Regions from separate parts of the Homo sapiens genome. Here region 2 is linked to region 1. Evidence: chromatin loops called from intact Hi-C (ENCODE). Cell type or tissue: HCT116. All regions are shown on one strand. Each heading gives the region's core, and the rest is flanking DNA. Links, peaks and the distances in the headings are about the cores only.

Region 1 (11,200 bases), core at 1,514-9,513:
AGCTCTAGAGGATAAACCCAGCAAGTCTTACCTTCATCAAAGCATCTGTAACACTCCAATAGATTCAAACAGAAGGAATCAATTATCATTCCGATTGTGATTTTTCTAATGCATGGTTGGAGTGTCTTTACTTCCCGTTGGCTTAACAGAGCTCCAGTGGCCACAGGTGGCTCGGGGAGGAACCGAGGAGGCTGCGCAGAGGCTAAGAAGGGAGGCCAACCTGCAGGCCAAACAACAGAGCGGGGCTTTCACCCCCAGGGGCTCGCCTGACTTGGAGGCTCAAGATTTGAGATTTCTTAAATTTCTCTTGTATATTGACAAGTTATCATTGAGGTACAAAAGTGATGTTATTGTTTAATACAATGTGGAATGAATAAATCAAGTTAACTAACATTTCCATCCCCTCAAATATTCAACATTTTTTATGATGAGAACATATGAAATTTACTCTCAGCAGTATTAAAATGTACGGAACTCAATTATTAGCTACATTCACTACACCATGTAACAGAGCTCCAAAAAAAAGAATAAGAAATAAATCAAACCTATGCCTCCTATGTAACCCAGGCTTTGTGCCCTTTGGTTACGATCTCCCCAACCCCCCTCCCAACCGCTAACCTCCCAACCTCTAACCCCCATTCCTCTTTGCTTCTGTGAGTTTAATGGTTTCAGATTCTGCGTATCCGTGAAAACAGGCAGTATTTGTCTTTCTGTGTTTGGCTTATTTCACCTAACACAATGTTCTCTAGTTCCATACACGTTGTCACAGATGACAGAAGTTCTTCCTGTTTTATGACTGACTAGTACTGCACTGTGTATACAGACCATTTATCCATCCGTCCAACGTAGGCTGGTGCCGTATCTTAGCTACAGTGAACGGCGCTGCAACAAACACGGGTGTGGAGACATCTCTTCGACATATTGATTTCAAATCTTTCAGGTAAACACCCAGAAGTAGGATTGCTGGACCATATGGTAAGTTCTATTTTTAGGTTTTTGAAGAACTTCCATGCTGTTTTCCATAATGTCTGTATTAATTTACATTCCCACCAACAGTGTATGAGGGTTCCTTTTTCTCCACATCCTCACAATACTGGTCATTTTGTGGGGTCTTCTGGATAACAGCTATTCTAACAAGAGGGAGGTGACATTTCACTGTGGCTTCACTTTTCCTTTCTCTAGTTTTGAGAGTTTTAAGTAGAAGGCCATTAGCGTCCATTTTAACCCCTATTCCATACTCAACTACATTGACCTGTCTAGTTCCAGCCTGAGTCCTCTGACCTGTCCCTTTCTTATTCAAAAGGTAATCAGTAACAGACCCAGGAAGCTACACAATGGCAGGAATAGATGACACTAGAAGATGAAACTCCTTCCTAAAGGAAGCAGAACTGGAAGAGCACTATTTGGGGAGAACCCTGGGAATAGATCCAAGGCGGCTTGTTTGGAAACCCAGAAAAAATAGGGGAGTTGTGAGAAATTATCCCCTAATTACTAAGGAGCTGTTAACAGATGAAGTCAATCTACATTTGCTGATGCGGAAACTTATCCAAGATATACTGGCAGAACAGTACGTATAGCGGGAAACCATTTGTGCGTGTGGGTGTGCTTAAAATGCTCATATATGTGCAGAAAATTTCTGGAAGGATGCGGGAAAAAAAAGATAATGTTTTCCCTCCAGGGGAGGGAAGGAATGTGGTATTCAGGACATTTTTATTTATTTTCCAGTTTACACACTTCTCCATTTTCTTTCCCATTAGCATGTACTACTGCTGTTATAACTAAACAAGAAATACTCAGGCTTTAAATAAACAGAAGAAACTGAAAGCAGGATAGGTACAAGGTTTTAAAGAATTGTTCCATTCAATAAGAAGGAAAGAAACAAAAACAGGGCAAAAAATGCTCTTACATGCACAAAGAAACAACTGAAAACAAAAGTACCTTCAAATGAAACATGGAGACAGCTTTGGCTTTTTGCTGAGACCCTAAACTTGGTGCTTTCAAATGTATTACGGGCAGAATGAAAGCTGCAAAGTACCATTTCCAGAACTGGGAGCTTTTTCAGTTTGTTGGGTGATTTCTAGTTAAGATTGAAGCTGGAGTGCTGGGAACAAAAGGCATCAAAAAGCAAACAGGGGGAATCTGAACATGAATGAGGTGAGGGGACAGCCATGATGGCATCACCACAGGCGAAGCAGGAGTCCAGGGCACAGTGGTGCTTCATGTCTAGCGTCCACCTGAAGAATGGCGGCCTACACTGGGTCCCCAAATAGTCACTGTGTTTCAGAGCACACCCAGATGGCATCACGATGGCTCCACTGAAAACACTGCTCAAAACCGGAGATTCACTTCTAACATGAGGTTATAGAAAAATACATATTTAAGACATTTTCAAAGGAGGAGGAGAACTGGAGAAATGCAGCGACGTGTTCAAGCTCCATGGATGAATTCAAGGCTTCTCCCCATGGGTGCTCTCAGCCCACCATGTTGCCGGTCTTCTGATTCTATTTGCAGATAAATGCTAAAGGCATAGGATTTCAAATAGGGGTAGCCAGAAAGTATTGGGCAATAAGTCAGCTTGTGGTTACCTGTCTGAGCGAGAGATGCCAGGCATAAGGCTGAGGGCTTGGGCCCTAGAGCCAGAGAGTGTGCATTTGGGGCTCAGCTCCTTTTCCCCACATGGGAAAGTTTCTTAACTTTCCTGCCTATCCTGAGGGACCACAGGGGTACGACAATGACGGTAGTGGTAAGGGGTCTCAATGTGACAGGGTTGCTACAGAACTAAGGGAGATAGTAAAGCACTCAGAACAGCACCCAGTACGACTCAAATTTATATGCCTATGACTCTGAACACACCAACCAAGTCTGCTAAATGGTCCATTCCTTGAGGTTGGTCAACTGGTATGTAGAAAACACTCGATGAGATACTTGTTTTAGTTTTTCTTCTTTGCTATTCATTCAATCTTAAAGGATGATGTAGGAAGAGAAAAGAACAAGTGAGCACCTACCGGTATGTCCCAGAACTGAGCTGGACTTCTATAAATACAGTAGAACTTTCTCCTCACATTTGCTGTGTGAGTTGATATTACCCAGATTAATAGACAAAGTCTGGGAAGGTTCTGGAACTACTTAAGGTTGTAAAGCTGACAGTGTGTGGGCAGACTGGGTCTTTAATCCCAGGTCAATGAGAACAGAGCCTGGACACCTCCCACCCCATATTCCCTCCACAGAATTTTTTTTTACGCAAGGATAACTTTTCTTAAGTAACTTTTCTTCTATTAAAAAAAAAAGAAGAAGAAGAAAGAAAGAAAGAAGAAAGGAAGGAAGAAGGAAGGAAGGAAGAAGGAAGAAGGAAGGAAGACGGAAGGAAGAAGGAAGAAGAAGAAGCCAAAACTCTTCAACGGTTTTTCATCCCTTGCCTGAAGGATAGATTTACGCATTTGCATGTGCCCAGGGCCCTCATCAGTTTAAACCAAACCAGGGCCAGCACTCCCTGTACACCTGCAGACAAACCCTCCCCTGCAATCCACGGAGACCCACCCTGTTTCCACCCTCTTCTTCCCAAATCTCTACTTTCCCTCTGTCATCCAAACCCACACTGCTGCCTCCTCCATCCGGGCTCGGGGCTAACACCCCTTTGCTCGCTGGCCCTTCTGAGGCCAGACACTCTCTGGCGTTAATTCACTGGGTGCCCCCTGTCCAGTCCCTCCACCCCACCACAAAGGCCGCTGGCGAGAGGCTTTGGAAGCACAGGACACATGAACCCAGACAGTTACCGCACAGGTGCTTCTGCGGGGTGGAGGCATGGAAAACGAAAATCACACTGCACCTAAGTCACCTCACGAAGAGTCAAAGTAACCATGATGCTTACGATGGTGTGCTAGTTCCCGTCAAGCCTAATGTTGTCACCCAATTAGAATAAATTGATTTCCTTCATAATGGGCTCTGTCTCCACGTTAATTTGACTGCATGCGCTCTAGGGGAGGATTCATGCCTGGAGAAAAGGTGGGGCAGGGCGAGGAGGCCCACAGGAAAGACCCGATGCCGTGACGGGCAGCAGGAGGGTGCACAGCTGCACACGACAGCAATGCACGGCTTATAAAAAATAAGCACGAAACAGGAAAACCAAGAAGGGCAAAGGAATTGTGCAGTTCCTCCTAGCATCAAAACCTTTTAGGCAAATGCCTACCGAGTCTTATCCATTCACAGCTCTGTTACGGAGCAAGAAAGTTGAGAATAAGGCATGAACTTAAAAGAAAGGAACTTAAAATCAAGATGACTGCCTGAGACATGTTGCACAACTGATATAAAAACAAATCTGAAAGTACAATTATACCCTATTGCAAGGATTTAAATAGTTAAGTGGTCCGGTTTAGTGCCTGCTTTATTTCCAGAAATCAATAAGTAAAATAAACCTGTTAGCCAGGACTCCATCAGGTGCTATGAGCCCAGTTTTGTGCAAGATGGATAAAATAATCCATGTGCCTTTATTTGCAAGTATTTTCCATTCTTTTCAAAAACAACGACAAAGCCAGCATGCAAGCTTTTTCCCAACTAACTCCTCTTATTTCCACACCTCATAACTATTCAAGGGATGAAAGAAAAAAGACTCCTTATCAAAGGCCTGCCACATATTTTGAATGTTGTACAATGAGAAACGTCCATTAACGTGAGAGCTCACCCCCATCCACAAGTGTTAGTTTTAATTACAAGTGATCCTGTGTATCAGGCCCTGCTGGAGAGACCAGTCGCAGAGGCTCCGAGAATTTCCCGGATCGTGCATTTGAATTCACTACAATGCTTTGTCACTGGGGGTTTCAGCGTTCAGTAATAATGTGCTTTGTTCTCAAAAATGCCCCCCACACCTGCCAACTGAAAAGAAAGCCAAGGAGACCCTTGCAGGCTGGTGTGCAATCACGCTGCCCCCCAGTGGGCACTGCCGGTACAGCAGCCCTAAAGAAGGGCAGAGCAAATGGGGAATCAGCACCTCTGCATCAGGCCGGCAGTTTGGAAAGCACCTGTCATCAGTGAGTTGAAGGAGCAAGAGAAACAAAAACAGAAGTGAACCTAAGAGAAAAACCAAGTGATCTCTTCTACAACTTCCATGCACATCAAATAATTAAGTTTGCAGGCGTGAAATATATTCAAAAGCCAGGTATACAAGCATGTTTACACAGTACTTAAAACTTTTACATAGGAAAAGCTGAGGCAAAAACAACTCTGTATCTGCAAGTGTACACATAAACAAGACACACGGACTGTGCACCCGCCATTCTTACAGTGGAGAAAACTGACAATTCAGTCCACAGAATATAATGGCTGTGATAGTCTGGTAGACAAAAGAATAACCAAAAGATAATTTGGACATTGTGGAGAGTGGACTAAAGGAGGCTGTGTGATTCTCCACTTCAAATGCAATCATTTCCCAGGATTCACAGCAAGGAAAGAAATACCTGAGATTTCAGAAAAATTAAAAATTCACAGTAAGTCATGAAGCCACCAATAAGAAACTGCCATGCTTTCTTCTTGGTTACACATCAAAAATTAAACATTTTCCCCTAAATTCCTAAGTACTGAGATTTCCTTTATATAACTCAAATTCAAGGAGGAGAGGCAAAGTAGGGATCCAGCCATGTGTCAGTAACAGTCCCCAATTAGCTAAACCATGCTAAGTAGCTAACTGCAAAATGTTCAGTACATCTAGGTAGCAGGAAACAGCAATATCTTCTGTGACACCTTACAAATGCTATTATGACACCTATGATAACTTTCATGACAACATTCTAAAATAAAATGTAACTATTTCCACATCACACTCAGACCCATTTCCTCTGGGAAGTGCAGGCGCAGGCTCACTCAGCTGCCAGCAAGGATGCTCACTCACAAACTGGCAGTGCCCTCTGCTGGACAGTCCATGAATCACACCCAAACAAGAAAAGTACTGCTTTCCATTTCTGGGTATTTTGAAATAAAAATACCACAAAACAGCTCAACTATTTATCCTTAATATAGTCCCTTCAACCTGTCTGGCAAAACCACGTAAAAATCTTATGCTTTCAGCAGGCTTGCTCTGATGTGTAAATCAGTTCTAAATTGAGTTCAATCCTCCACAAACATTCTTTGTCTTTGTTACTATATACGTATGATTTATAGTTCTCTCTCTGGGGAAATAAAATTAAGTTCTTTCACAATTCTTAGAAGAGAAATATGAAATACGGCTCTATGAAGTTATTTCAAAGATGACTTCTAACTAGGCCTAGGATCCTCATGCCATTAGCATAATGTCTAAAATTTCCTCTGTTCTCAAATTCATTCTAATCTATGAAAGAAGATATGAGTAGGCATGAAGATGTATAAAGATGATACCAAATTACACCTGGGTGCAGTGGCTCACACCTGTAATCCCAGCACTTTGGGAGGCCTAGGCAGATGGATCACCTGAGGTCAGGAGTTCAAGACCAGCCTGACCAACATGGTGAAACCCCATCTCTACTAAAAATACAAAAATTAGCCAGGCATGGTGGCACGTGACTGTAATCCCAGCTACTCGGGAGGCTGAGGTAGGAGAATCCCTTGAACACAGGAGGCAAAGGTTGCTGTGAGCAAAAGAGCAAGACTCTGTCTCAAAAAAATAAAAATAAAAGTAAAAAAAAAATAAAATACATAGGAAAACACAAGGAAAAAAAACACGTTTTTAAACAAACAGGAATGAAGCATTTCATGCCCTAGGGCACATCCCCGTTAGTGTGGTGGAGGATGAGAATCAAATCTCAGCTTTACCACTCACTAATGGTCTTGAGGCTCACATCTTATTAAATTACAAAACACGGAAAACAGACTGGGCACTGTACCTCACACCTCTAATGCCACCACTTTGCGAGGCCAAAGCAGGAGGACTGCTAGAGGCCAGGAGCTCAAGACCAGCCCGGGCAACAGAGCAATACCCCATTTCTACAAAACATTTAAAGAATAAAAAATTAGCTGGTGGTACATGCTTGTACCTGTAGTCCCAGCTACTTGGGAGGCTGAGGTGGGAGAACTGCTTGAGGCCAGGAGATCAAGGCTGCAGTGAGCTATAATTGCAACACTGCACTCCAGCCTCGGTAACAGAGTAAGACACACACACACACACACACCACACACACACAGTAAAAGAGCAGATACCTCGCAGAGTGTTATGAGAATCCATTTATGTGAAGCACCTAGCACATGGGTTATATTCATTAAACACCATGTTACATACAAACATAGATAAAAGACAGACATGCCCTTAATTTCTCTCCATAAAACCTCCCAAGATTCTATATTCAGAACAGAAGAAAATACCAATCCCTCTGACTAGCAGTCTCAGTCTTCCTCTTGTACAACTGAAGAAAGAACAAGCGAGGCTACAGCAATGAGGGTGGAGTGCACCATGACACAGTGAGGCCCACAGCAACTGCACAGCACACCTGCCCCATCCCTGGGCCTGGAGGCTGCAGGCGTGAATCCTACAAGAGCAAAGGGTCTGGGCACCCTGAAACGTTCTTTAAAAGATTCTAATACTCAGTGAAGCTGGAACTGAAAATCATATGCACCTTTTAAAAGGCATTTTTGGCTGGGCACCGTGGCTCACACCTGTAATACCAGTACTTTGGGAGGCCAAGGCAGGCAGATCACCTGAGGTCAGGAGTTTGAAATCAGCCTGTCTAACATGGTGAAACCCTGTCTCTACTAAAAATACAAAAATTAGCTGGGCGTGGTGGCATGCACCTATAGTCCCAGCTACTCAGGGGGCCTGTCTAACATGGTGAAACCCTCTCTATACTAAAAATACAAAAATTAGCTGGGCATGGTGGCATGCGCCTATAGTCCCAGCTACTCAGGGGGCTGAAGCACGAGTTTGCTTGAAACCGGGAGGTGGAGGCTGTGGTGAGCCAAGAAAGCGCCACTGTACTCCAGCTTGGACAACAGAGTGAGACTCCATCTCAAAAAAAAAAAAAAAAAAAAAAAAAAAAGCACTTTTAGGGAACACAATTTGACAACACCTATCCAAACTTTAAATGCACACTCCCTTTTACCCAGCAATGCCATTGCCAGCTATATATTCTGTGGGATGTATTCAAACAAATTCACTGCAGTATTGTGTTTTATGGGGGAAAAAAGGGACAGGGAGGGAGGGAATGTGATATATTAATAAACATGTAATAATTTTCATCAAAAAAGGGTGGAATGAGTTTAGCATGTGCTCATCAAGAAATAAATCCAAATTATAAACTAAATTTTCAAAGGAAAATTTCAGAAGAGTATACCTTAGTAGATTTGTTTAAACATTTACAATTTCCAGAACAATATACACACAAAAGTATTTGTGATTAATTCTGGGGAGTTAGGTGGGGGAGGAGATGAAAGGCACTTCCAGTTTCTTCCCTACAGCTTTCTATGATGTGACCTCCTTACCACGAACACACTTTATTTTATAATTAAAAGAACTCCGATAATGAACTCTTACTTGAATTAAACACACACCCAAGGAGGCCAACAAGGAAATCACAGAGGCCAAAAATGTAAGCCAATTAAAATTAACCAGGTTCTCCCTCCCGGCACCTGCCCGCACCCTGAGCTGCCGGGGAAGCCTGGAGGAGGGACTGGGGCTTGGCCTATCTTTGCTTCTTCAGCAGAAAGGCACAGTCCTACCTGGGCTAACGTCTGCAATGGCGGAACCTGAAAGTATTTGAGCCCTGCATTCTGGTCTTTGACTGAACAGTGGTCTTTACTGGAAGATTACATACTAGTAAAAGGCACTGCATGAAAAATCTCAGGGCCTGGAGGAAGCCTTGGCGTGTAAGAAACAGGAGGCCATTCTGCACACAGCCCCAGCCCACCCAAGTCCTCATGGCCCAGCACCCCCTCACCGATGGCCTCCGCAGGGGAGGCAACATAGTTCTCCACATGGCGGAGCACCACGCATGGCTGGGTGAGCTGTGCCGCAGTTCATCAGTCCTGAGCCTGCCCCCATTCGTGAAATGGGCTGATGACCCACTGGCTGGGAGGCATGCGCCTCGTGGGAACAGCTCAGTAGGTGGTGGCTGACAGACCATGGAACCCTGTCCTGCACGTGAAATACAGGTGCATGAGGCATCCAGAAGGGAGCGTGGAGGAGGGCACAAGGGTGGAGGTGGCAGAGGAGAAGAGGCACGGAGCCTCCCCACCAGCTGTGCTTGACTAGAAACTCCCAGGCTGTAAACAAGACTAAATGGTAATGAACACCTAAGGTCCCAGGGCCGAGGGGTAGCACTGGGACACTGCCCAGAGCCCACCGGGGGCACATCACCCCTGCGGGCAGTATCCACTCACCTGGGGCCCCTCGCCCTGTAAGCACGGCCCCTGTCCACCCTGGGCCCATACCTGGGTACATGGGATCCCCGCCCACCCAAGGCTCATGGCCCCCATGCACACAGTCCCTGCCTTCCTGAGCCTCCTGCCCTGCCTCGCACCCTCTGTCATCCCTTGCTGCTTCTGTACTCTCCACCTCCCTCTCTCCACTCAATCCTTCCAACTACCACGTCAAAGGGCCCAGCTGTCATGAATCTTTCTAAAAACATTCTTTTGCTTTCTACACCCTCTCAAATGAAAGCCCGCCCTTGACCCTCCTCTTCCTTGATCCACCCAGCCCCATCTGGCCCTGCCTCTCACGGCCTTCCACTCACTCTGCCCCACACCCTGGCTCTGCCTCACCAGCCTGCTCTTCCTGAGACCCTGAGTCACTCCACCTGGCGGAGAACTTCCAGGTCCATTTCTCCTCCCCAGGCCTCTCCTAAGCCCCTAGTTTGATTACCTGCACAAACTGCAATTTGAATGCCACATGGCACCCCCACTCGGCATGCCCCAAATTTGCTAAGTGACTGCCCAAATGTCTTCCCTTCTCTGTGGTACCCATGATAAACCCTGAGGACAGCTACCTAGACGGCCCCCTCCCCATGACCCCCACGAGAGCCCTTCCAATCCACCTCCCTAAATAGCATCTCTCAAATCTGGCCACTTTGCCCTCTTTCCACTGCTGGTCAGAGCTACCCACACCTCCTGCCTAGACTACAGGGCCTCTTACCTGGCTCCATCACCTACAGTGCAGCCAGATGACCTTATTAACGCTCAAGCCTGATCACTCTCCAGCAGACCCCCAGCTCTGTGGCTTCCCATTGCCCTGATAACTGACTGGGAAACCTTCATATGCCCAGAAGGGCCTTTGCTGAAATGCTCCCCCATCAGAGAAAGTGGACTTGGCCTAAGACCCTACTGCACACATCCAGTGTTCTATCCTGCCCTGTGGACTCCGTCACACTGATCTCCACCTGAGGCGGCACCATCAATCCCCCCACAACATAAAAATCACAAGCACAGAAGGCAGCTTGCTCGGGAACCTGGAATCGGCTGGGTCCTGCAGTCACTCAGCGTCTGCTGGCTGGAGGGACAGAAGGCCCCACGGCTCTCACTGGCTCACCTGGAGCCCCCTCGTCTTGTGTCTAACTCTCCCTTTATGTGTTCTGTGGTACAACTTCAGCTCCTAACTGTGCGTCCTCATTGCCTCAAGTTTACAGTGTGAGTGCCATCAGGGCAGGGCCTCTGTGTCCTCTGCCTCATGTCTCCAGCCATAGCACATGAACAGAACCAGCTCAGCAAACCTCTGTCCAGTGAAAGTCAGTCTACATGCATTACAATAGTGCCTCTATGGCCAAAATACATCAAAGCATCAATTACTCACAGAAACATAAAACGAATAATAGAACAGGCATCAAGGCCTTCTGTAATTGTTAGTGCTTTGTTATGTATAAATATATTACCATAGAGAATTCCTTTAATTCAGAGCATTACACTTTAAAACAGCATCACTTCTCATGTAAATCTAAAATAAAATTATAGGTCAGGTGTGGCGGCTCACACCTATAATCAGTCTGAGAGGTACAACTGGGGAGGATCACCTGAGACCAGGAGTTAAAGGTTGGCCTGGGCAACATAGTGAGACTCCATCTCTACCAAAAAATTAGAAAATTAACTGGGCATGGTGGTGCGCACCTGTAGTCCCAGCTACTTGGGAGGCTGAGGTGGGAGGCTTGCTTGAGCCCAGCAGGTGGAGGCTGCACTGAGCTATGATTGCACCACTGCACTCTACCCTGGGCAACAGAGCGAGACCCTGTCTCCAAGTAAACAAATAAAAATAAAGAGA
Region 2 (11,200 bases), core at 1,404-9,403, 390 kb before region 1:
CAAAGAAGATGTCGGGAGAACACAGGGAAAAGTACAAACTGCAAAAAGTGGAGCGGATACAGATAGCTTTTAACAATCCTGTTTAGACACCCAAGGAAGTCTTAGCAGACATACAAACTCTGTCAGATCTGAGGATAGGAAGAGATTCATTCCAACTAAAAGTACTAAATTTGCAGAAAAGATGGCATTGGAGAATCAGGAGAGGGCTGCAGCAGGGCGTTCCACACTGATGAGAAGGCATACGTAACGGGGGTAGGAAAATGCTTGACGCAATATGGGATGGGAAAGAGCCCTAGGTGACTAGTTTCAATGAGGATAAATACTGGGGATTGAGTCAGCAGTGCTTCCCTAGAATGAGAATGCCACGCCAAGTAAGTTGGACTTGATTCTGCCGTCGTTCTTTGGAGAGGGTGAGTGAGGCCACCCTGACTAGAATTTAGAAAGGTAACAGACAGGACTAAGAGGGATCAAGGGGGCTGAGACAGGTGTGGACACGTAAATGCTGTGACTTCATTATGCCAGACAAGGGGTAATACATCCCTGAAACAAAACAAAACAAAACAAAACAAAACAAAACAAAACAAGGAATGTGTGGAGAAGAACTGATCTGAGAAAAAGTATAGAAATAGAATCAATAACACTCCGGAACTAGGTATGAGGGCTAAGGACGGAGAAGCAAGAAGAGCACAGGAGATGGACAGGGTGCTGGTGAAAAGAGCAGAGAGATGGTACACAGTGGCAGCCACGGTCTGGATAATAAAGACCCCACCAGATCTGTCCCCGTTGAGTTCGTGATGCTGTCAGGATGCCCAGAGACATGTGTGCAGAGCCAGGCTTGGTGTGTGCCACAGAGCGGCACTACTACAGTGTCAATGGAAATCATACCAGTGACAGCTGAAGACGTGACAGGGAGAAACATAGACAAGGGTGTAGGCACGTGAGAATCACAACAGGGACAAATGAACTCCCCAAAAGGTGGGGATCAGCAGTGAAGACACAGGAGAGCACTAGTGACCAAGGAAGAAGGGTGTCCTATAAGTCAAATGTGGACACATTTTCCTGATGGCCTCCAGATTTGGCAATTTTGTCACCTGAAAAGAATTTTCTTCAGTAGAGAGGGGCTGAAGCCCATTTTAAGGGGTTTAAGAGTAAGAATGAGGTAAAGAGATGGTAGAAGCCTTTGGCAGAACAGTTGTTCAAATATATTTTAAGAGATTTCCACTTCCAGCAATAAGAAGATACAGTAGTCCAGAATTAACTTCCTACTATAAGCAACTAGAAAACTAGTCAAAAATAGGAAACAACTATTTTCAGCAGGAACTGGGGACCAAGATGGCTAAGACTGTAACCCCTGAGAAAAGGAAAAAAAGAAGGGGTGCCCCACCATCACCTTGGCTTTCTGGGCACTGCAGTGCAGGGAGCAAAACCAAACCACACTGCAGCCACCCTGAGTTGAGGGGACAGAATTATGAATCTGGGAGGCTAAGGTGGTCAGCATCTTTAGACAGATGACCTGAGAGGAGAGAACTACACAGAGAAAGAGCTCCAGAAATCAGCACGGGCCCTCTTCAGTCTTTGATTCCCACCCTGGGCATGAGTAAGGGAAAATCCTATAAGCCCAGACAAGAACAACTTTTGTGAAAAGAATAAATACCAGGCGGCCGTAAGATGAACAACTGTGGGCACCCTGATAGTACCCACGCAGAGGAGGAGACTGCATGGACTGAATACCCAGGGTATTCAGTCAAGGAGGGCTACGCCTTGGAAATGGGGCTAAATTAGGCCTTAGAATGAAAGTTACTCTGCAACTGGTCTAAAAGCGATTAAAAGGTAATTTAAATATAAAAGATTAGCATGTAACTTAACTGCCTGCCAGGAAAGATCCAACACACACAAAATACAATGAAGCCAGGTGTGGTGGTGCATGCCTGTAGTCCCAGCTACTCAGGAGGCTGAGGTGGGAGGACTGCTGGAGCCCAAGAGTGTGAGGCTGCAGTGAGCCACCACACTCCAACTTGGGTATCAGAGCAAGAGCCTCCTTCCAAAGGAAAAAAAAAAATGAAACCCAAGCCCTCAGTAATACAAAATGTATAATGTCTGACATCTGATAAAAAATTATTAGACATAGAAAGGAAGAGGGAAATGTGGCCACAATCAGGAGAAAAATCAATCAATAGAAACAGACAGGATAGACATGGTGGTTCACACCTGTAATCCCAGCACTGTGGGAGGCCAAGGTGGGTGGATCACCTGAGGTCAGGAGTTCGAGACCAGCCTGGCCAACATGGTGAAACCTCATCTCTACTAAAAATACAAAAATTAGCCGGGCATGGTGGCAGACACCTGTAATGCCAGCTATTTAGGAGACTGAGGCAGGAGAATTGCTTGAACCTGGGAGGCGGAGGTTGCAATGAGCCAAGATCACGCCACTGCACTCCAGCCTGCGTGACACAGCGACTCTGAAAGAAACAAAACAAACAAAACAAAAAACACAAAAACAGACCCAGAAAGGACAGTGATGATAGAATCAGAGGAAAAAGAATTTTTAAAAAGATGCTTCAAATACATGCTAAAGAACATAAAGAAAAACAGGAACATAAAGAGGAGAGAAATGAAAGATACAAATATTTTGATGGTAACAAGGAGGCTTGGGATGGAATGAATACTTAATTCACTGATTAGATTGAAAGACAACTAATACTGGTTACATTGTTTCATTGCTAGACACAGAAATTGGTGGTATTCTGACTCAGAATGGTGTATACATTGGACCTTTTGTTAATAATCGGAAAAGTACGGTCATCTTCCTTTAAACCTTAACTGTTTAAGAAAAATGTTACAATTAAGTACTACTATACTCCCATTTTTTACGTTCAAGTATTACAACATCATTCAAAATAATGTGACCTGTGCTTTGTACTGATAAGTAACTGATTTACGGGAGTCCTACACATTTTTAGGCATCCCCAACCACACTAGGTACATTCCTTTCTAGATCATTTCACATACCAGTTGCCTACAGTTCTTTAATGCAACAAATTTCCAATGACTGATGAAAGATAATCTGCATTTTATCCCTTAAGATGGGTGTTTATATCACCAAGAGCTTGGAAAATGGATCAATTCAAGATAAAACATTTTGCTAACAACTTTCATGGTTCACTGGCAGAGAAAAGAAGGCTTATTAGCTTGGCACTCCAGATATGGCCTTGTCCATATGGTAAAAAAAAATACCAGATTTTTCAAAAGTCAATCAAACCATTCTGGCCTAGCTATTAAAATAAACAGCATGGTCAATAAAACTGGTGGTGTTATTTAAGTCCGTCTGTTATCTCCCAAAAGACTGGAAGAACATTACTATCAGAAATTGAATCTGTTTTTCTCTTTCAACCCCAATAGCTTCTAACACAGATCATGATGCATGGCAAGAACATATTCTCTAAATATAAAAATCAGGACACAGCTGACATATGGTCTAACAATAGGACAAAAAAATGGAAATACAGATGAATATAATGAGGCTCACAGAGGTCAGATAACTTGCCCAACATCCAAGTTAAGTGGCAGAGCCAGGATCTGAATCCAATGCCTCATGCTCTGTCTACAATAGCACCTCCCAGCACCAGCACACACCTGCACACACAGGTAGAAAAATGGCTGTGAAGCCGCAAAGGCAGGCTGAGATCACAAAGTTAAGGCCCAATGAAGAGACAGTCTATACTGAAAACTTCTTCCAGAATCCTGAAGATCATCATAAACAAAGAATAGTATTAAAATTCATACTCACACAAAGCAAGCCATGTTAACTCCAACACACACACACACAAAGTGTTAGAAAGCACTATCAATAAATATTCCAAAGGTAAGCAAAATGTGAAGAGCAGCCTTAGTTAACCGGGGATTGATAATTTTAAATGGTGGTTAAAATCTCTTAACACATAAGAGTTCTTTTAATTCTCCATCAGTAGATATTTATATTGGTGGCTCCTTAATTTTTTTTAGACTTGTGTTTGAAACAGAAATCTAGTGGTAAGGGAGACCAGCATTACGTTTCCTGGAAAGTATCAATAAGTTAATAAAAGGTCTAGTCCAATGAATATACTTACACTTCTGAATACATATACATCTACATCTACCAAATTTTTTCATTTCTAATTTTTAACAGTAGACATCTCATTATGTTGCCCAGGCTGGTCTCAAACTCCTGGCTTCAAGCAATCCTCCCACCTCAGCCTCCCAAAGTGCTGGGATTACAGGCATGAGCCAGCATGCTCAGCCTGCATTTACCAAGCTTTTAAGGACACAAATTTATTCCTTAACATTTAGGAATTTTTACTCGGCATCAAAACTGGCACAGCTAGTGAAAGTTAATAATATGCACTTCATACAAACCATTTAACATGGTTATAAAAGACAGACATGCAGCATTTCATAATCTGGAAGAAATGAAAAATACCTATTTACACATTTATCTATTTTCTTTTCTCATTGCCAGCATCAGCCAGTCAGAATTCCAGTCCGTGCTGGGTATATTTTTAAGTTTTAGATTAGCTACTCTCCCCCAAAAAACTAAGATATAACTGTGTTTAAAGACAGGTGCCTGGAATTTTGGCTTTTAAGAAGTTCCAACCATATGTCCCCCACCCTGTATGGTCTGTCTCTGGCTCTGATCTGATCATTCATATAAAGGCACAGTTTAAGAAGAAGAATGGCTCTTTTCTGCACAAGCATCCTATTAATCTGAGGGCCCATCTCTCAACTTCTCCGCATGAGAGCCATACTCCCTAGGTGGCAGCACAGATGCCTGGGATAGCAGTCACTACCTGAGTCCACCAGGCACGCTGCACATCCGAGGCCACATGCTAGGCTGCATCTAAAGCAACTAGAGAAATATTTTGAAAATAAGGTATATGCATGGATAGCAATCTCATCTGGTGAGCATGCCACACACGAGATGCTTTGTTCTTTCCAATTGATGGCATACTCTTAAGAATGTGGCCAAACTATGTACTTCCTGCCTGCTGCATACAATAAGTCCATCCTAATTCTTGGAACATATGAAATAGAAAATTTACACGTTATTATCAGCTGTTTAAAGAATTAAAGAAAACTGCTCCCCCTCCACACACACACAGCTTTCCACAGCCTAGAACTCTTAGCTTTAAGTACAGTTAAAAAAAGAAAAAAAAAGTTGGATCAATTAGCAGCCTTCTGAATGCTGGAAACATCTTAATAGTGTCTCAGAGATGAAAGAGCATAATACAGAACGAGAAAAAGAGAGAAAGTTAAATTATGTCTGCAGTCATAATGAATCAAAGCCCAGAAGGAGTCTGCAAATCAGCAGGTTCTAATGAAATATTAAGGTAAGTGATTATTGATGAAAAATGAATAAGGCTTTTTGATTTCAGCAACCTTTAAATCATACCTAGCTAATTAAAACAACTCAAATGCATTCATTTATTCCTTGACGGGCATTTAGCTACCCTTGGGTATACAGAGACTTCATTTTAGGAGATATGTATGTAGTTGACCCAGGTAAGTGGAAAAAATGTGCCAGAAACAGACATACTCAGTAATAAAAGAAAAAAAAGTAAGCCCCTTTTCAGATTTTGTTTATCATTTCCAAGCTGGAAATAAAAAAAAAAAAATCACTCAAGATGTTTCCTGTTTACCATAAAGCAAACATCAATAATAGTACACTACATATTTATTAACATAGAACTTATTTTAATTATCATATAATGATACAAGGCATTTATAATACTAATATTATGCAATTCTATGGCAGATTTTATTTAAATATATCATACAGCTATTGAAGACGGCCTTATCATTCCCCTCCACACTTCCAGGAGGAAAGCAGTTCTCTCTTAAGAGTGAGAATTACCCAGGTTGCATCACAAGCTCTGAGAGAATCTGACTCCAGGCCTGAGGCCTGCACGATCTTCAATCACATCCTCTAATATCATAAACCTCTTTCACCTTAGTCTCCTGTTATGGAAATTAATCTTTAGCTATTCAAGTGAAATACTATACCAAATTACTAAAGATTAAGACGCTTCCTAATTACAGAAATTAATCAAATGTCCATAACCATGCCCATTTTAGCAGCAGTATGTAAGGTAAAGAGGTACAGACATCAGTTGTATCATGAAATACAAAGGTGACAAATCTAACTTAAGTGGTGTTTACACATAAAAGATGCTAAAAATAAGATACAGAATCCAATATCATACCCATGCAAAAACAATCTCTGTGGCAAACCTTTTAGCTTTGAAATGCCCTTAGAACTCAAGAACAAAGACGACGGTGATGGTAGTGGTGGCATCATACGAACAATAGCAACTAACATTTATGGGACTGCTCTGTGTGCCAGGCAGTGTTCAAAGTGCCTTACATGTAGTCATTCATGTCATGCTCACAAAAAAACCCCAGTGAGGTAAGTGTTATTATCCCCGTTTTGCAGATACAAGAAGTAAGGCACAGAAGGTTAAATGGCAGAGCTGGGATGTGAACTTAAGCTGGCTTCAGAGCCTGTGCTCTTAAAAATACCTACATCACATCTTACCTTATCATCTTATGGTATGGTGTTGTATCAAATCCTCTTTTGCTCTTCCCCCTCTCTCTCTCTCTCAAAACTATACAAGTTCTAAGAAACCTACAAGAATTATAAGTTTAACATACAATAAGCAAAAGGGACTTTAACACTTAAAATGTTTAACTGCATTTTGCTGACAGAAACTCCAGGTTTCTTTTCTAAAAACAGGCTCTCTCTGCTCCTACACAGCTTACAGTCTTATCACACATACATCCCATAAACTGTCTTTGCTGTGCTGATGAGGAGTTTGGTTTATCCATTCCTTAATTTATTGAACATATTTGAATGTCTGTGTGGTAGAACTTGGAATACAGCAGTGAATGAAACAGACAACAGACAACACCCCCTGCCCCGCTCCAAAATGCAACTTCATTCTAGTTGGAGGAGACGGATGATAACATTTTTAAAGTGCATTTATGCCGCATCATAATGCCATAAGGACTAGCAAGAAAAAGAAGGCAGGGAAGGGAGTCAGGGTGTGCTGGGGAGGGGGAGGGGAGAGCTGCACTTTTAAATTACCTGCGTGTGGTCACGTCAACTAACACCAGTCACTGCGTGGTGGTGCTGCCTGCCTGCCCCCAGCTGCTGTGCTTTGGGGACAGAGCCAGGCCCCTCAGAGGCAGCTGAGGTCCCTACAGGTGTGTGCTCCTGAGAGTGTGACATTCCATGCAGAAGCACCTCTGACTCACTCCCTCCTAAGGACTGAGGCTCCTGTGACGTCCCAGAATTTGCCTGGGCTGCCAACCAACTTGTTATCTCCTCGTCCTTCCTCTCCCTTCCCCGTTGCTCTCCTTGGAAGCCACACAGGCAAACTTAACCCTGATGGCCATGGGCAAGCGCTGGCAGAGTCCAGAGAGGGGTCAGGAGAGACAGTTAATGGAAAAGGGTGCTTCCTGTCTGCACACACCTGTCTCTACAGTGATCTGAAAGGGAAATGGCAGCGGCCCTTGCTGATCTGTGTCTCAGCCCTGGATCATCCCGACACAGTGGAGTTTATCACCAGTGCCTGCATGAAGCATCATTGTTTATTTTACTATTATTCTGAGAACACAACTTCTGTGAATATATATGTTTATGTGTGTGTATATATATAACTTTATATATATGTGTATGTGTGTATGTATGTCTATATATATATATATGCATAGTCATTTGTTACACATTTTCAAGAACGGACTAGATATAAAAGTGGGGAAATGGTGCTCTCATGCCCTTGCTGTAAAGGAAATCATAGTGAACGATCAGAAAACCACCTGCACTTTTAAAAATCAACTGACATACTGTTTCAGTTATAAATGGGTAGGATGTAGGAAACTGTGAACCTGTTGGTCTGCAACAGTGTTCAGCAAGGATAACGCTATATTTACATCCAGTTTGCCTTGATCTGGTATAAAAGCTGGAAATCTTATTAAAAAACCAAGACAATTCAAAGATGTGCTGGTCTTTACAAGAAACTGTGGGAGTAGGTTTTAGATTTGTCTGTTACAAAGAGAGACTAATGGAACTCTCCCAGATGCAAATAAAATTCCTTACAAATAAATATCAGAAGGAAGGTGTGGACTCAATCATTACTTTACGACATTTGTCTGTGTATCTGAAATGGCCTAGTAAAGTAGTTTGTGTCAAGTAGGTGCGCAACAGATACTGTCCTTGACTCACATTAGTTCTTTAACCCCTCATGCTCCAGCAAAGCCTACAGGCCCTAGCAATACTGTAAATCATGTGTCATTCACAGTCATGAATGGCCAAACCAAGAATGTTAAATTCTTCAAATGCTTAAAACTATATTAAAGACATTGATATTCTGACAGACCTACTCTGGAACTGATCCATACAGTCACAATCACCACCCACAGTGATGAGCCACGGTACCTGAGGCCTAGAAGCCATCTGGTTGCTACCTTGGAGGGTCTGCAGCATCTCTTCATGGCCTGGCTCTCCCTCATTATCCCGCAGGTCTTAAGGCCTCAGCTACCTGAGGTTTCAGGACACCATGAGTGTAGAGGCTAAGCAATCCTTAATTGCTGAAATATCATAGAAAGTTTCAAAGAATCAGACGACCACTCAGAGAAGACACAGCTGTCTGCCAGTGGCTTTTCAGGGCAAGAGGTATCTAGGAACTTTCACAGTAAAGTGTTCATCATATTTAATATTTACCAGGAAGATATAAATCCAGTACCTTAACTAGGTCCCCTGTCTGTCAAAACTAGGTCAGCATGTTGTCACTCATAAGTGGGACCTTAATAATGTGGACACACAGAAGCAGAGTGTGGTATGACGGGCAGCAGAGACTTGGAAGCGTGGGAGTGGGAGGGGGCTGGATGATGAGAAGTTACTCGGTGGGTACAGCACGCACATTGCTCCAGTGATGGGTGCACTGAAGGCCCTGACTTCCCACAATATAATATACCAATGTAGCAACACTGCACTTGTACCTGATGAATACAAACAAACTAAAAAAATTTTAAGGCCGGGAGTGGTGGCTCACTCCTATAATTCCAGCACTTTGGGAGGCCAAGGCGGGTGGATCACAAGATCAGGCGTTCGAGACCAGCCTGGCCAACATGGCGAAACCCTATCTCTACTAAAAATACAAAAATTAGCTGGGCATGGTGGCACGTGCTGTAGTCCCAGCTACTCAGGAGGCTGAGGCAGAAGAATGGCGTGAACCCAGGAGGCAGAGCTTGCAGTGAGCCGAGATCGCACCACTGCACTCCAGCCTGGGCGACAGAGCAAGACTCTGTCTCAAAAACAAAAACAAAAACAAAAACAAAAACAAACAAAAAAATTAAGATAAAGTTACATTTGTTATAACATCTATGATCTCTCTTTTTGTCATTGTAATTGTGTAATCAACATTTAAAAATAGTGATGAAAGGTGAGTATTAACATCTAGGTAGGTAAACGTGTGTGTGTGTGTGTGTGTGTGTGTGTGTGTGTGTGTGTGTATAAAAATTTAGCTCTTTCCCATTTAGGAATTCAGGATGCAGCTCAAGCACATCACCCCTTAGAAGCCCATCCTTCCTCAACCTGAGTCAGTCTCCTTAGCATCCTATTTAATTCTTATCACTCTGTACACAATGTATTGAGTGTGGTCTGCTATGTGATACCAGGTGGGGTGACCCTGAGGGGTGAATAGGTCTTATTCATTTCCATCCCTACCACAGGCACCTACCACAATTCTTGGCCCACAGTCAAATTGTGGGGAAGTGAGTAATCAGTCACAAAGGCTGCCAGATACACTGACAGACAGATGTGTACAAGAACTCTGGGCTTGTGCAAAGACTTTAAACCCTTGACTATTTCACAGGGCTGAAACATACAGACCAAAGGAAAGAAGGAAATAGAAGGAAAAGAATAACTAGAAGTCTGTAACCTCAATCAGCTTTAGTTTTTGTTACAAAGCAGGTATTTTTTAAATTATGCTAATAGCTTGCAAAACCCCCAAAACCCTCCCCCACAAATTCTGTTGCAACCAAATTCTAATAATTTACGATTTAAATCATTTTTTAGATCTCCCTCCTTTCTGCCACAGACCACACAGTGACTTTGTGAAATACAGAGAAAACCCTCATTCCTCAAGACACTTGGCTGCCAACTGCCAGAAAAAAAATCACCGGAAGTGTTCCAATCCACGCTATAGTTTTATAGCACCCCTTGGAGTTGTATTGTCTGTACCTTGCTCAACTGGTCCTCTACAACCTCAGCACACCCCAATTCCATTTGCATCCTGCCCTTCCCTTCTTTAAAAATCCTAGGTAATAATAGAATTAAAAACAAACTTGGAGTTAAATTTTTATTTTACCACTGCACTGCCTTCTAAGTACCTGATACAGGTTCAGTGTATTATATAACTTTCAGAAGACTAAAAAATTACTGCTTTTCAAACTTTCTGCCTGGTAATGAATGACCTGTTAAGTAATCAAAGCAGAGGCCAGAGAAAAGAGGAAAAAGATATCTGTTAGGTGGTTGTCATGCAGATTTATCTGGAGGGAACTGTTTCCAGGTCATGATCATCAGTAAGTTCTGAAATGGCAAACTTTTTTCCTTTTAAATAACACTTTTCTTCATGGAAGACGACAAACTCTTATTTTTAAATATATTTTCACAATTCCAGAATTATATGAAGTCAACATGAAACTAAAGCAGTATTTTTCACAGAGGTGATTTATAATTATTTTACACGCCACTATTTGTAGCTTTTGAAAATTTATAAAGAAACGTACTTTTCCACTATTAAGTACATTTTTCTATATACATTTGTAGTATAAATAAGATTTTAGGGGGATTCATTTGAGGGGAACTTAGAATAACTACTTTTTATTCCAATGGTGTTGGAATCAACACATGAATCACATCAAAACAAAATGTAAGCAAATCTGATTTCAAAATTGGAATTAAAAACAACCTATAATAGAGTTTAAAAAATAAAGATTTACTAACTGAAGCAGTGTAAGCATTTCATCTGAGTTGCTGGATACACTTTAAAGTTCGGAATATCATATCTTTCAACATATTCGCTAATTATTCACTAATTCAGACTTTATATCATTTCCTCTACTTAGATGGACATTATCAATCAATTCCAAGTACTGAAGCTTT

The links. Hi-C counts contacts between places; a loop is a spot of excess contacts. Peaks named below come from ENCODE experiments on the same cell type or tissue, not always from the same donor. Only the 100,000 strongest peaks of a DNase experiment are listed, where the experiment ranks them.
Region 2: it touches region 1 in a loop (4-fold over the local background); 5 of 110 quality-filtered maps call a loop at or near these places.

Annotation. Positions count from the first base shown.
Region 1 is chr10:34,632,743-34,643,942 of GRCh38, forward strand. All of the region lies in intron 2 of PARD3 (par-3 family cell polarity regulator), which reads right to left. Among named protein-coding and RNA genes, the nearest start is that of PARD3, 180 kb to the right of the region's middle. RefSeq lists a silencer at 4,779-5,073. In HCT116, for the core only: CTCF peaks have their summits at 4,928 (motif pointing left) and 5,898 (motif pointing left); DNase peaks (open chromatin) are centred at 4,929 and 5,899.
Region 2 is chr10:34,245,034-34,256,233 of GRCh38, forward strand. The region is part of intron 22 of PARD3 (par-3 family cell polarity regulator); the gene reads right to left. Among named protein-coding and RNA genes, the nearest start is that of LINC02629, 350 kb to the left of the region's middle. In HCT116, for the core only: a CTCF peak has its summit at 4,819; DNase peaks (open chromatin) are centred at 4,831 and 7,298.